Linked DNA regions of Homo sapiens: region 1 is linked to region 2. Evidence: chromatin contacts called from ENCODE Hi-C data. All regions are on one chromosome and are shown on one strand. The core of a region is the stretch at or near the end of the contact, and the rest is flanking DNA. Distances in the headings are between cores, read along the strand shown.

What was found. A loop is a pair of places that touch in the nucleus more often than their neighbours do. Pooled maps may share reads with other maps.
Region 1: a loop to region 2 is called in a map with no recorded cell type, with 2.3 times the contacts of the local background. The contact joins the promoter of SLC2A2 here to the enhancer-like site in region 2. A Hi-C loop is called at or near these places in 4 of 168 maps with a recorded cell type or tissue (Calu3, GM12878, cardiac septum and 1 more), 8 of 37 single-sample maps with no recorded cell type and 4 of 50 pooled maps.

What each region holds. Positions count from the first base shown.
Region 1 is chr3:171,024,977-171,032,024 of GRCh38, forward strand. It overlaps SLC2A2 (solute carrier family 2 member 2), which reads right to left and starts at 1,744. Exons shown (of 11, transcript NM_000340.2): 1 at 1,680-1,744. The coding sequence starts at 1,694.
Region 2 is chr3:170,955,744-170,963,611 of GRCh38, forward strand. No RefSeq gene overlaps it. Among named protein-coding and RNA genes, the nearest start is that of EIF5A2, 51 kb to the left of the region's middle. Within about 2 kb of position 6,293, at least 2 of the 41 ENCODE cell types and tissues checked have a DNase peak (open chromatin) inside an H3K27ac peak, as active enhancers do.

The DNA.
Region 1 (7,048 bases), core at 494-2,993, 65 kb after region 2:
ACATCTGCGATGTGCCAGACACTATGTTAAGCACATTACCTTCCTTTTTGCAGTAGCTTTCAAACTTTAGTTATTTGATTACTACCTTCATGAATTTTGCCAAATCTACATACCATCTATGTAGTTGTTAACTTAATGTTTGTCTTTATATTGACCTTAAAGTTCTAACTACTTTAGCTTTATCCTGGGCTATAATACTCATGAAATCATGATGTGCTAATTATTCTTTAAATACATACTATATAAATGCTATATAAATAGCATTTTATATTTAACTTTAAATATCAAACATATAAATGGTGCTTATATAATATGTATTTAAAGTGTTTATACATTATAATATAATTTATCTTTTATAATTTATAAATACTATTTAAATATGTATTTAACACTATTAATAATTATATAACTATTAACATTAAAATTGTTGTCTAAGCCTCTCTAATATAATCTCATTTAATTACTCCCTAACTCTAAAGTACTAGTATAATCCCTGAATATCCCATATTATATCACTGAGCCCAAGTTTCTTTGCCTATAAAGGGTATATTGTATCCTAATATGTTTTTGTTTTCTCACAATAGAGAAAACCCAAAGCTCAGTTAAATAACTTAACCCAGGCCTCACAGCAGTTTAGTGGCATTGCTAGAACCCAGATCCAAGTCTGGCTGACTCCAAAGCCAGTGCAGCTAACCATGCCATCTAATGACATGAAGGAATGTTCAGCAGAGTAAGTTGCACCAGATGAGAACTTAAAGGTGAGACCCTACAGGGCACAGATTGATCAACTTATATGATTGTGTGTACAGGGGTGGGTGAGTTTAGAAACCACGTATAAGGGAGCAAGGACACTATATCCTTTATATTTTTAAGTTTTTTTTTAAAGTATCATATCTAGAGAGAAGTTGAAACAGTAGTGAAGTGATCATTCCATAACCTTCGCCTTTATTCACCACTGGTTAACATTCACCAATTTGTTGATCTCTCGCTCTGTAGTGTTTGTGTGTGTGTGTTGTTTTGGCTGAACCATTTACAAATAAGCTGTAGATATTTGTGTCATTTCACCCCTAAATACTTTAGCATGTACAAAGAACAAAGACATCCTCCTACATAATTAGATACCATTATTATATCCAAGAGTGTGAAATTGATACAGTAATATTATTTAAGATGCAGCCCATATTTAAAATTTCCCAACGTCTCCATAGTTCCCTTATTGCTATTTTTTTCTTCCTTCCACAATCTAAATCATTTGTTGCATTTGGTTGTCAGTTTGTCTTAATCCCTTTTAATCTAGAGAACAACCCTTCTACCTCTTTTGTCTCTCCTGCATTGACGTTTTTGAAGATTCCCGATGAGTTTTCATGATTAAATTTAGGTCAATCTGCCCCCTTTTTTTTTTTTTTTTTTTTGGTTAGGAGGGGACATATTTCTTTAGTAATATGGTTATGCACAATTACTTGAAAAAACTTATGCAGACTAGTCAGTTAACAGAGCAAAAATCCTTAAAACCCCAATTACTGAATAAGAAACAGTTCTTCAATTGGCAAAGTAAAGAGAATTAATTTTGATCTGTGGTAGCTACACCCAACCTCCCCCAAATCCTCTGTATGACTTGACTGTATTCCCCTAACTATCTCCTGAAAACCAGACTTGAAATGAATATAATGCTGCTTTACCTTATCTTCTGTCATTGTACTAGTTGGGAGTCCTGTCAATTCCAGGTCTTGTGTGAGTGTGGCACATGCACCTGACTAGCTCCTGCCTGTTTATTCGCAGCTCTGCCTAGGCCTAGTTATGCATTGCAGGAGGAGGAGCAAGGAGAGGGAGGAGTTGGGCTACCCAGACCTGAGAGTCCAAGTCTAATCTTCTCAGCGGCAGCTGAATATTGATGGGAATCTAATCAATAAGTGCTTTGCCTCAGCAACCTGTGGCTTCAATACCTTTGTTCCACTAGGAAAGAAAATGGGAGCAGGTCCCTTAGGCATAAGTTACAAACCAGAGGCAATCACATTTCAAGGCATGTGTTATGTGGCAGTAATTGGGAGCTGGTGAAAAGAGAAATCTTTGGAGTCTTTTGTAGAAGATGAGATATGCTGAGCTGCCGTGCTGTGCTGTGGAGCATGGGAGGCACACTGCACTCTGCTCCACAGATAATTAGTGCTGTGGTGTTTCTGTTTAGAGCTGAGCTGTGTGGCCGGAGACCATTGTTGACTTGAATGGTTACCTGGATGAGCTTTGGATTGTTAGGGACTTGGGTTTGAATCTCAACATTTTACTGGGGAGTATAACCTTAAGCAAGTGGCTCACTGTGACTTTTCTCTGATTAGTTTTTTATTTTTGCCTGATAAAATAGAAATAACACACATTTTGTTTTGTTGAGTGGATTAAATGAGATAATATGTGAAAGTGTTTGGCATATCTCAACATATAATAAGTACTTAGCAAATAGCGGTTGTTATTATTATTGCTTCATATATGTCAAGAAGCACTTGCTGGAGGCTTTAACGTAGAGTTCTCAAATAAACCTGCTCATATGGCTTGATCTTGGGCCTAAGTATCCCTTATGATATCCAAACCCTGTGGGGGTTCAGGAGATATCAAATTTATTGAGCTTTAAGTGTGTGTGGCAACTGGGGCCACAGATTGCACTGAGGCTCAAATGGAACCAGTTCCCAGCGGAACAAAAATGTAACAAGCAGCAACACAATGAGGGGTGTTATGAAGAAACAGGGTGAGAAAATGAAGGATTAGAGGAGATTCAGATTTCACCTTTTTATTTTGCCACCCTGTTTTCATTTCTGTCACCTCTGCAAGGTGACACACCTGAAATGTTTGGTTTGAGAAGGTAATTCAATCAAACTACAAACTTTTACTGAGTCCAGCACAGTTCCATGCTCCGAGATGACTGAGATAAATAAGTCACAGCCTCCTCTTTCTAGGTGTTTATAACATATAAGATGAGACATATGTAATGCAGACACAATACAATAATTTCATAGTGGAAAAGCGTGAGCAAATATTAATAGTAATGATGGTTAATCTTTACTGAGGTCTTGCCGGGTGCCAGGTGCTGCTCTCAGCACTTGACATGGATTAACTCGTTTAGTCATAACATGAGGTGCTCTGTGTCATAGTGCCAAGCTTTGGGGAGCAGCTTTGAAGTCAGACTTTAAAGCGCCCAGTTAGCCACGCTGACTTTCCGCATCAGTTTTGGCTGGTGATGAGCACGCCCCATTGCCAGAGCGGTCCACAGTCAGGAGCGGTTCCATGGCATTTGCCAGTGACATGACATTCTGCAGGAAAGCGTCTCTGTGCCGCGTCGTAAATGATACCGGTGTGGTTTACCAACCTTTGTCTTTTGAACCTGCCTTTTCAGAAACGGAATTTGCCTTGAGTGCGCGGGCGGCCAGTGAGCCTTTAACTTCTTGTGCTCAGCCCCGGCCTGCCGGCGCGGAGCACGGCGGCAGGAAACCATTCTCTTCTCCCATTGGGAGCGCGACCCGCCATTCACTAGCGGGCCTTCGGGGCACCCTGATCAGTTTCCTCAGGTTCAGCCAAGGCCTCTGTGGTTCTGCTCTTTCTCAGAAATGAATGAGTAATCTCTGCACCATCTGGGATATGCTAAAACTTTATCTCCGTGCGGGGAGGGGGTGCGATTCATTTACATTGATGCTCTGATTGCTTTTGCCCGCGGAGAACTGATAAGCGATTCCAGCCTTTCAGGAGAGCGTGTCTTGGCGCCCACCGAGGAGCTGCAGGTCGTTGCACTCCTGGCTGTGGTGAAGTCAGTCTTTTCGCACTTTGCCATTGGAGTGGGCGCTATTCAATAACGTGCACCAGTGCCTGCAATCACCCGGAGATTTCCACTGGGCAGGGCGAAACCAGTTCTGTGTGGTTGTTCTTTAGGCTTCATACTTTTAAGCCCTCTAGGTCACATTCGGATTACTTCGCTGATTAATGTAATCTTGGTGGATGCCAGAAGTTCTAGGTGGTGACAGGACTGAAAAGAGTCCGCCCTCCCTCTCCCCTTTTTTCATTGTCATCCTTTCCTTCAGTAAAATTAGTTTTTTTTTCTTCTTCCATAAATGAGGAGGGGAGAGTGGAGAGATAAACCAGCTATTTCAGCATGCTGCATTCCTCTCCAGTTGGGTCAGATGTGGTTAAGTGCAAAGGCATCTCCTGGGAACAAATTAAATGAGGTCAAACTTGGCCAAGCCAGGAGTACAAGAGAATATCGGAAGGTCCCAGTCCCTGAAGGACAGTCAGTGTATTTTAAGATTTTTGAGCCAAATTTTTCCCCATTGTAGCTTGCCAAAAAAGAGGGCAAACTCTTTACATCCTCTTCTCGCCTCTCCACACCCTCTCCCTAGATATCTCTGTGGTCTGCATCTCTTCCACATGTCTTCACAGCCTCCTACCTGACTTCCCTGCTCCCATCTTACCCTGCAGTACCTTCTTGACACAGTAGTTAAGATATATTTTTAAAGTTAGATCATAATACACTCCTGCTTAAAAGTCTCCAAAGGCTTCCCAATCACCCTTAGCAAGAAACCCACGTTTCTCACCACAGCCCAAGAGGTTGACTTGACATAGGCCCTGGGTGGCTCTGAGACCTTCTCCCCTTCCGTGGGCCCAGCCACACTGGCCTCAGACTTGTCTAATATGTTCCATGTTCAGCACCTTTGTCCTCAATGAGCTTCTGCCTATAGCCCTTCTCCCTAGATTTGTATGTAGCTGGCTCCTTCTCTTCATTCAGATGACGGCTTAGTGAGGATTCCCTAACCAGGCTTCTTAAGATAGATACCACCTACTTTCTCCAACTCATCCCTGGGCCAGTTACTCTGCTTTATTTTCTTCTTAATGCTTATGCTTGAAATTTTATTATTTGCTTGTCTATTGTTGTTTGCCACTTTCCTGCCAAAGCTAAATTCCACGAATGTGGAGACCTTGTTGTTATCCCCAGTGCCTAAAATGCTGCCTGGTACATAGCAGGCACTCAACAAGTATTTATTTAATAAATTAAGTCCAAAAGGGTTGTCACATGCTTTCTTGTGTTGGAGGAAGGGGTATCTCAGGCTGGGATTTGGACATTTATTGATTTAACATTCAGTAAATGTAGTATTTGCTGAACATTTTGCTAAGCACCGGTTATAACAGTGAACAAAACAGAGTAGAGTCTCTGATCTTGTGGGGCTTACATTGTATGAAAGAAACTAAAAGTGCTGGGGAAGAGAACAGGGGGCACCCATTTTAGAAAAGGTGCTCAGAAAAGTGTTCTGTGTAGGGGTGCCTTTTTGGTTGAGACCTCAAGGCTTTGTAGGCTATAGGAATAATTTGGGATTCAGGTGAAGGGCAATGGGAAGTCACCAGAGAGAACTAAGAATGGGAGTGATATGATCCAATATATGTCTTAAGATTACTCATGCCATTGAGTGAGGGGTGGATTGGATGGGAGCATTTGTGGAAGAGGAGAGGTACAATTGCAACAATTCATGCTTGCTATTGACCACCAAGGCTAATAGTGATACCAGAGAAAGAGAAGTGTACATTCAAGATATATTTTGGTGTGTAAAGCAGATAGGACTTGCTGATAATTGCTTTTGGGAGAGGATGGAAAGAGATAACTCGGGTTGATAGGTAGTTTTTTTTTTTTCTTTTTTTTTTTTTAAGAGATGGAGTCTCGCTTTGTCACCCAGGCTGGAGTACAGTGGTGCAATCTGGGCTCACACACAGAGTTTTTTATGTTCTCATAAAAAAACTCTGCCTCCCAGGTTCTAGCAATTCTCCTGCCTCAGCCTCCCGAGTAGCTGGGATTATAGGTGCATGTTGCCATGCCCAGCTAATTTTTTTGTATTTTAGTAGAGACGGGGTTTCACTGTGTTGCCCAGGCTGGTCTTGAACTTCTGAGCTCAGGCAATCCACCTGCCTTGGCCTCCCAAAGTGTTAGGATTACAGGCGTGAGCCACCGCTCCCAGCCGATAGATAGTTTTCTTACTTGTTAAACTGGGATGACTGTGACGATGCTATTTAATAGTATGGGTGTAGAATTCTTTAATCATCTGAGTAGCAATCCAAGTTTATCTTCTAGACTTCAGAGAAGGCCACTATAAAATAATGAAAACAGATATATTTTGTTTTACTTTAAAAACTTAAACTTTTTGCCAGGCATAGTGGCTCATGCCTATAATCCAGGCAGTTTGGGAGGCCAAGGTGAGAGGATTGCTTGAGGCCAAGAGTTCAAGACCAGCCTAAGGAAACGTAGTGAGACCCTGTCTCTCTAAAAATATTAAAAAAATTATCCGGGCATGATGGTGCACGCCTGTAGTCCCAGCTACTTGGGAGGCTGAGGTGAGAGGATCACTTAGGCCCAGGATTTTGAGGTTACAGTGAGCTATGATTGTGCCACTGCACTCCAGCCTAGAGAATAGAGTGAGACCCTGTCTCAAAAAAAAAAAAAAAAAATCAGAGTTTTTGAGATAATTGTAGATTCACATGCAGTTCTAAGAAATAACACAGCCCATGTATCCTTTACCCAATTTTCTCCAATGGTAACATCTTACAAGACTATAGTACAATATCACAATGAGGATATTAACCCCAATAGTCAAGTTACAGAACATTCCTATCACCACGAGGATACCTCATGTTGCCCATTTATAGCCCCACTGAATCCCTCTTACCCTTACTCATTCTTAAATCTTGGCAATCACCAATCTATTACATGTCTATAACTCTGTCATTGCAAGAATATTATATAAATAGAATCATATAGTATATGTATTAGAGTTCTCCAGAGAAATAGAAGCAATATAATGTGTGTATATATGGAGAGACTTACTTTAAGGAATTGCTGACATAGTTATGGAGGCTTGGTGAGTTCAATATCTGATGGGAGAAGCTGGTAGGCTGGAGACTCAAGAAAGACTTGCATTTGAGTCTAAAGGCAGTCTGCTGGAAAACCAGGAAGAGCAGATGTTGTACACAAAGTCCAGAGGCAGTCTGCTAGAAAATTCCTTCTTGCTCAGGGATGTCATCCTTTTATTCT
Region 2 (7,868 bases), core at 5,043-7,542:
CACCACCCTCCTCCAACAGACCCCAGTGTGTGTTGTCCCCCTCCATGTGTCCATGTGTTCTCATCATTCAGCTCCCACTTATAAGTGAGAACACATGGTGTTTGGTTTTCTGTTCCTGCATTAGTTTGCTGAAGATAATGGCTTCCAACTCCATCCATGTCCCTGCAAAGGACATGATGTCGTTCCTTTTTATGACCTCGTGGTATTATGTGGTGTATATGTACCACATTTTCTTTATCCAGTCTATTGTTGATGGATATTTATATTGATTCCATGTCTTTGCTATTGTGAATCATGCTGCAATGAACATATATGAGCATGTGTCCCTATAATAGAATTATTTATGTTTCTTTGGGTATATGCCCAGTAATGGGATTGCTGGATCAAATGGTATTTCTGCCTGTAGGTCTTTGAGGAATGGCCACACTGTCTTCACAACGGTTAAACTAATTTACATTTCTACCAACAGTGTAAAAGCATTTATTTTTCTTGGCAACCTTGCCAGCTTCTGTTGTTTTATGTCTTCTTAATAATAGCCATTCTGACTGGTGTGAGATGGTATCTCATTGTGGTATTGATTTGCATTTTTCTCATGATCAGTGATGTTGAGCTCTTTTTCGTGTTTGTCGGTGGCATGTATGTCTTCCTTTGAGAGGTGTCTGTTCATGTCCTTTGCCCACTTTTTAATCCTTTTTTTTTTTGTAAATTTAAGTTCCTTAATTCTGGATATTAGACCTTTGCCAGATGAATAGATTGCAAAAGTTTTCTCCCATTCTGTAGGTTGTCTGTTCACTCGGATAGTTTCTTTTGCTGTGCAGAAGCTCTTCAGTTTAATTAGATACGATTTGTCAATTTTTGCTTTTGTTGAATTGCTTTTGGCTCAGGTATTTCTGGAGAGCAGTGTGAGAATAGACTAATATAGTGTGTGTAGGTATTTACATTGTTTTACTTTTTACCTTGTGTCTTTTTGTTTAAAGTGTATTTCCTGTAGGCAGCATATAGGTGAACCTTGCTTTTTTATTGTGGTAAAAATACATAACATAAAAAGTACCATTTTAAGTTATACAGTTCTGTATCATTAAGTACATTCACATTGTTGTGCAATCATCATCACCATCCATCTCTAGAACTTTTTTTCTTTCCCAATAGAAATTCTGTACTGATTAAACATTAATTTCCCATTCTCCACTCCCTAAAGCCCCTGGTAACTGTCATTCTATTCTGCTTTTCTGTCTCTATGAATTTGACAAAATTTAAGTTATTCTAGAACCTCATGTAAATGGAATCATATATTTTTACTTTTGCATCTGACTTATTTTACTTAGCATAGTAACCTCATAGCATGTGTCAAAATTTCCTTTCTTTTTAAGGCTGAACAATATTTCTTTGTATGTACCACATTCTGTTTATCTGTCCACACATTAATGGACACTTTAATTGCTTCCACCTTTTGGCTGTTGTTAATAATGCTGGTATGAACATGGATATACAAATATCTGTTCAAGGCCCTGCTTTCATTTCTTTTGGGTATATGCACACAAGTGAAATTGCTAGATCATATCATAATTCTATATTTAATTTTTTGAGGAATTGACATAGTGTTTTCCACAGTCACTGCACCATTTTACATTTCTACCAGCAATGCAGAAGAGTTCGAGTTTTTCCACGTCTTTGCCAATATTTGTTATTTTTCTGTTTTTTTCTTTTTTAAATAATAGCCATCCTGATGGGTGTGAAGTGACATATCATTGTAGTTTTGATTACCATTTCCCTAAAGTGATGGTTTGAATGTTCCCTAAAATTTATGTGTTGCAAACCTAATTGCCACTGTAACAGTATAAAGAGGTGGAGCTTTTAAGAGGTGATGAGGTCATGATGGTTCTGCTCTTATGAATGGATTAATGCCATTATCATGTGAGTTGGATAGTTATCTTTTGTTCCGGACTTTTTTGGATTCATCAAGTATTTAAAAAATTATCCCAATAATCTCCTTTGTTTGCTTATTAGCCATAACTCCTTGTTTATTAATTTAGGGATTGTTTAAGGATTTATACTGTAAATCTTTTACTTTTCAAGGTAAAAGTGTGTTATATGTATATATAATATATAAATACGTGAATCTTATACTAGGATACTTCCCTTCCTGACCTTCTGCTATTTTTTCAAAGATTCTACTTGAATATATGTTATAAACAATACAATAATTGTTATGATTTTCATACCTTTAAAGAGATTTAAATAATAGTTAAAAAAAGAATTGGCCTTATTTACCCATGTAGTTACTATTTCTGTATGCTTCCTTTCCTTATATACATCTAGATTTCTATCTGGTATGATGGTCTCTCCAACTAAAGGACATTATTTAATACAGAACATTTCTTATAGTGCAGGTCTGCTGTGACAGATTCTTTTAGTTTTGTACCTTTGAAAAAAATCTTTATCTTCATTTTCGAAAGATATTTTTGTCAGGTGGTGTGTATTGAGTTGTGTCCCTACAAAAGATGTGTGAATGTCCTAAGCCCTAGCACCTGTGACTGTAGCCTTATTTGGAAATAGGGTCTTTACAGATTTAATCAAATTAAGATGAAGTCATATTGATTACACGTGCTTTAAATCCAATAACTGGTGTCCTTATAAGGAGAGAGAGATTCGGAGACACAAACACTTACTCTCTGTCACACACTCACACACACACAAAGTAGGGAGACAGAAGATGGCTTTGTGAAGATAATAGCAGAGATTAGAGTTATGTGTAATCTGTCTGCATCCACTACAAATCTGGGAAGATAAGAAAAGATTCTTCCTTAGAGCTTCAGAAGGAGCATGGCTCCCTCATCACCTCTATTTCAGACTTGATTTTGGAATCTGGCCTGCAGAACTGTGAGAAAATACATTTCTGTTGTTTTAAACCACCCAGTTTGTGTTACTCTGCTATGGCAGCCCTAGGAAACTGATGCACCAGGTATAGAATTCTGGTTGAGAGTTTTTATATTTCAGTCCTTTATGATGTTGCTTTACCGACTTACCTTGTTTCTAACTAAAAATCTGATGTCTTTCTTATCTTTGTTTCTCTGTGTTAATCATGTTTTTTCCCTTTGCTGCTTTTAGGATTCTCTCTTTATTACCACAATTGTGCAATTTGATTATAATATACCCTGGTATAGTTTTCTTCATGTTCCTTATGCCTAGGGTTCATTGAATTTTCTGAATTTGTGGGTTTATGGTTTTATTACATTTGAAAAGTTTTTTGCCTTTATTTCCTCAGTCATTTTTTCTATAGCCTCCCTGATTTGTGAACTCCAATTGCCCGTACATGAGGCTGCTTGAAGTTGTACTACTCACTAATTTTTTTTCTTTTTAAAATATGTTCTTTTTTCTCCATGTATTTTATTTTGGATAGTTTCTATTGCTATTCCTTCAAATTCACTAAACTTCTTCAATGTCCAATCTGTCATTAATCCCATCCACTGTATATTTTATCTTAGTTATTGTGTTTGATTTGAATCTCTTTTATATTTCTAGGTCTCAACCTTGTGAACATATGTAAAAGCTGTTTTAATGTCTTTCTCTGCTAATTATAACATCTTCGTCAGTCCTGAGTTGATTTCTATTCATTGATTAGTCTTCTCTTTATGTGTTGTGTTTTCCTTCTCCTTTCCATGGCTGGTGATCTTTGGTGAGATGTCAGACATTGTTAACTTTAACTTGTTGAGTGCTGGATATTTTTGTATTCCTATAAATTTTCTTGAGCATTGTTCTCAGATACAATCAAGTTACTTGGAAACAATTTGATTTTTTTAGGTCTTGCTCTTATGATTTTTCAGGTGGGTCCAGAGCAGCACTCAGTCTAGAGCTAAATATTTCCCAGTGCTGAGATAATGCCTTCCTGAGTACTCTACTCAATGCCCCTGATTTATGAGATTCTTACAGCTGGCTGGTGGGAACAGTCACTGTTCCCAGGCCTGTGTGAGTTCTACACATTATGTCCTTTATTCTTTCAGATGGTTCTTTCCCTGGCTTTAGGTAGTTTTCTTAAACACATTTACGTAATTTTTTTTTAAATTTTTACTTTAAGTTCCAGGATACAGATGCAGAATATGCAGGTATGTTACATAGGTAGACATGTGGCCATGGTGATTTGCTGTACACCCTCAATTCCCTTTGGATACTTGGAAAGCTTTCTCAAGGACAGGTGTAAACAGGCCCAGAATGCAAAGATTGGAATAAATACCTAACTCTTCAATACCCAGACACCAGCAAACATCCACAAGCATCAGAAACATCCAGGAAGCATGACCACACCAAATGGACTAAATAAGAGACTAAGGGCAAATCCCAGAGAGACAGAGACATGTAATCTCTCAGAGATTTCAAAATAGGTGTTTTAAAAGACAATGAAATTCAAGATAACACAGAGAAGAAATTTAGAATCCCGTCAGATAAATGTAACAAAAAGATTGAAATAATTGTTAAAAATCATGTAAAAATCCCAAAGCTAAAAAATACAATTGATAAATGGAAGAAAGCTTCAGATTCTCTCAACAGCAAAGTGGATTAAGTGGAAGAAATAATTAGTGACCATGAAGACAGGCTGCTTAAAAATATACAGGCAGAGGAGACAAAAAAGAATAAAATGGAATGAAACATGCCTGCTTGGCCGGGCGCGGTGGCTCATTCCTGTAATCCCAGGACTTTGGGAGGCTGAGGTGGGTGGATCACGAGGTCAGGAGTTCAAGACCAGCCTGGCCAAGATGGTGAAACCCCGTCCCTACTAAAAATACAAAAATTAGCCAGGTGCAGTGGCAGGCACCTATAATCCCAGCTACTTTGGAGGCTGAGGCAGGAGAATTGCTTGAAACCGGGGGGGTGGAGGTTGTAGTAGGCCGAAATCGCCGCATTGCACTCCAGCCTAGGCGACAGAGTAAGATGCCATCTCAAAAAAAAAAAAAAGGAAAAATGCCCACAAGATCTAGAAAATAGCCCCTAAAGGGCAGATCTAAGAGTAATTGGCCTTAAAAAAGAATTAGAGTGAGAGTCCAGGATACAAAGTTTATTTGAAGAGATAATAACAGAACTTTCCAGACCTAGAGAAAGATATCAATATTCAAGTACAAGAAGGTTATAGAATAACAAGCAGATTTAACCCAAATAATATTACCTCAAGACATTTAATAATCAAACTCCCAGAGGTCAATGCTTTCCTTCAACAGATAGTATTTATTGAGCACTTTTTGTATACCAGGCACTGTTCTGGATACTGAGGATGGAGCAGTGGGCAGTGAACAAAACAAACAAAATCCTTCTTCTCATGGAGCTGATACTTCAGTGGGAAGAGACAGGCAAGAAAAAAAAAAAAGGAAGAGGGAAAGCCGCTAAATGCTAAGTGTCAATAAATGTTAAGTAAAATGGGGGCAGAAAAGCAAAGACAGAAAAGCACCCTACCCCAATGGGGGTAGGGTGGATCTTGGATAAGATAGTCAGCAAAGGCCTCCATGGAAGGCCAAAATAAAAAGTGAGAATTGCTCTAGATTAAAAGAGACCCCTGAAACATGTCAACCAAATGCAAAGCGTAAGTCTTGATTACATTCTGGCCTTAAAAATGCAAACTTAAAAACATTTTTTTTGATGAAAACTTGGAAGATTTGAATATAGATTGCATATTAGATGATGGTGTAAAATTATTAATTTTTCAGGTAAGGAGATGGTATTGTCATTATGCAGAGGGTATCCTTTCAGGAAGTTTATGCTGACAGTTTTTGAATTGTTTTAGTGTCTGTAGTTTACTTTCAGATGGTTCAACACATAGAGGAAGAACTAAAGCAAATGTGGCAAAACATAACAATTGGTAAATATGATGAAGGTGTAAGGGTGTTATTACAGTATTCTTTAAAATTTTATGTATGTTTGAAATGTTTTCAAAATAAAAACTTGGCAGAAAAAAAGATGGAATTTAGGGTTGTTGGAGTCGATCTGAGTTTTCATCACCAGGTGGTGCTAAAGCTTTTCAAATGTAGTTAAATTAACAGCAAACAATCTGTGCTGACAGTTGCATATTAATTTAGGAAAAATTTGGGTGGGAGGAACATAGACTATAAATCAAGCTTTTTAAATTTGCCAATTTTACTCTTGCTTGCATTATTATATTTTACACAATTTGAAGAGGTTCAGCTATACGTTTTCTGGCTGTCAGTTTCCTTCTCTTCGACCTTTCTCATTTCCAGGCCCTTATTTTCTTCTCACAAAAGAGCTACTGTGATAATTCCCAACACCAGATGCCACTGTGATCCACACTGCTCACAGAGTAACCTTCGTGCAGCATTTCTGTCCCCTTCATCAGCTCCCTATTCCCCTCCAAATAGTTTCCACTCCTCAGCAAAGAATTTACAGTTTGATACCAATCTTCTTTTCCCAGTGTATCTATTATTGTTGCCTTGCATTAACCCTACTCAGGAGAAACATTGACTGCTGTCCTTTTTTTTTCAAATAAATGTCATACACTTTCTTGCCACTGACTATTCTGCTTTGTGTGTCTCCATACTCCCAATGCCCTTCTGCCTATTGCCAGTTCAAAATCTGACCTTGCCCATCATTGAAGCCTGAATTAAATATCATTTCCCTCATGACAATTTCCCCAAACACCTTACTCAGAAATATTCCTCTTTCTACAGCACTTTTAAATTTTCTTACCAAACTGATAACATTTTGTATTACATAATAATGTGTGTACACTAAATTATAAACACCTCCAAGGTAGGCAGTTTATGTTTATAGTCTTTGGATTGTGTTTAATATGATGTGGAATTTACTAAAGGTCAGTGGAATTGAATTTCAAGATTATTCAGAAGTAGTTTATAGTAGTGGTAAAAGTACTGACTAATTACCACCAACTGCCAGCCTTACTCTGGTTGTTCATTTCACAGATAAGCAATGAGAGGCCACCATAGTGAGAAACCAACCTGGATAAAGGATGTTCATGGCTTAGCAGCCCCACCTACCAAAAAAAAAAGTTATCAATTTGAAGTAAAATTTCCTTTCAATTTGAGTCTGTCAAAACCCTTAAATTCTTGAATGTCATTTGATCTATATATTCTTCTAGGTAAAAACATGAAAAGAATGATCAAAGATTTGCTTTAAGAATATTTCGTATATGTTACAAAATATGTTTGTAAAAGCTAAAAATTAGAAGCAGCCTAACCAACAATACAAAGTTGGTTAAAGACATTCTAATATATCCATACAATGAATTACTATGGAGCTATTAAAAATGGTGCTCGAGAACAATATTTAGTGGCATAGAAAGAGGCCCCCAGTGTTATTATAGGAAAAAAAATACACCATATTGTTGACATAATGCTTTTTAATAGAAGAAAAGATTTGCATAGAGAAAATACTAAAATTGATGGCAGAGATATATTTCTAGATTTGGAGATTGACCGATTTAAATTTTCTCTCTTGCTATCTTTTTTCCCCCTAAGTTTTAACTCTGAGCACCTATATTAAGCAAACAATAAAAATATTTAGGAGAGAAATTATATTCCTAATGTTATTCCATTGTGTACATTCATTAATGAAGGAAGGAATTTCAGGCTCTAACATTGTTACTTGGGCCTAACATAGAACCAGAGGATAAGAAGGCCAAATGATAACCCAAGAGAAGACAGTATCGGAGGTCAGAAAAGGTAAGAAAGCCAGGTAGAAAAAAATGAGGGTTGAAGAGTGGGGTTACCATGCTCAGGAAAGGAGGGAGGCGGGAATACAAGTAGGAGAGCTGTAAGAATCTAGTAGATACCAAGATTGTAATGAAATAGAAAGGTAACTGCATTTAGAAATCTGGGTCCAATATTTAGTATTATTGTTTATTAGATAGG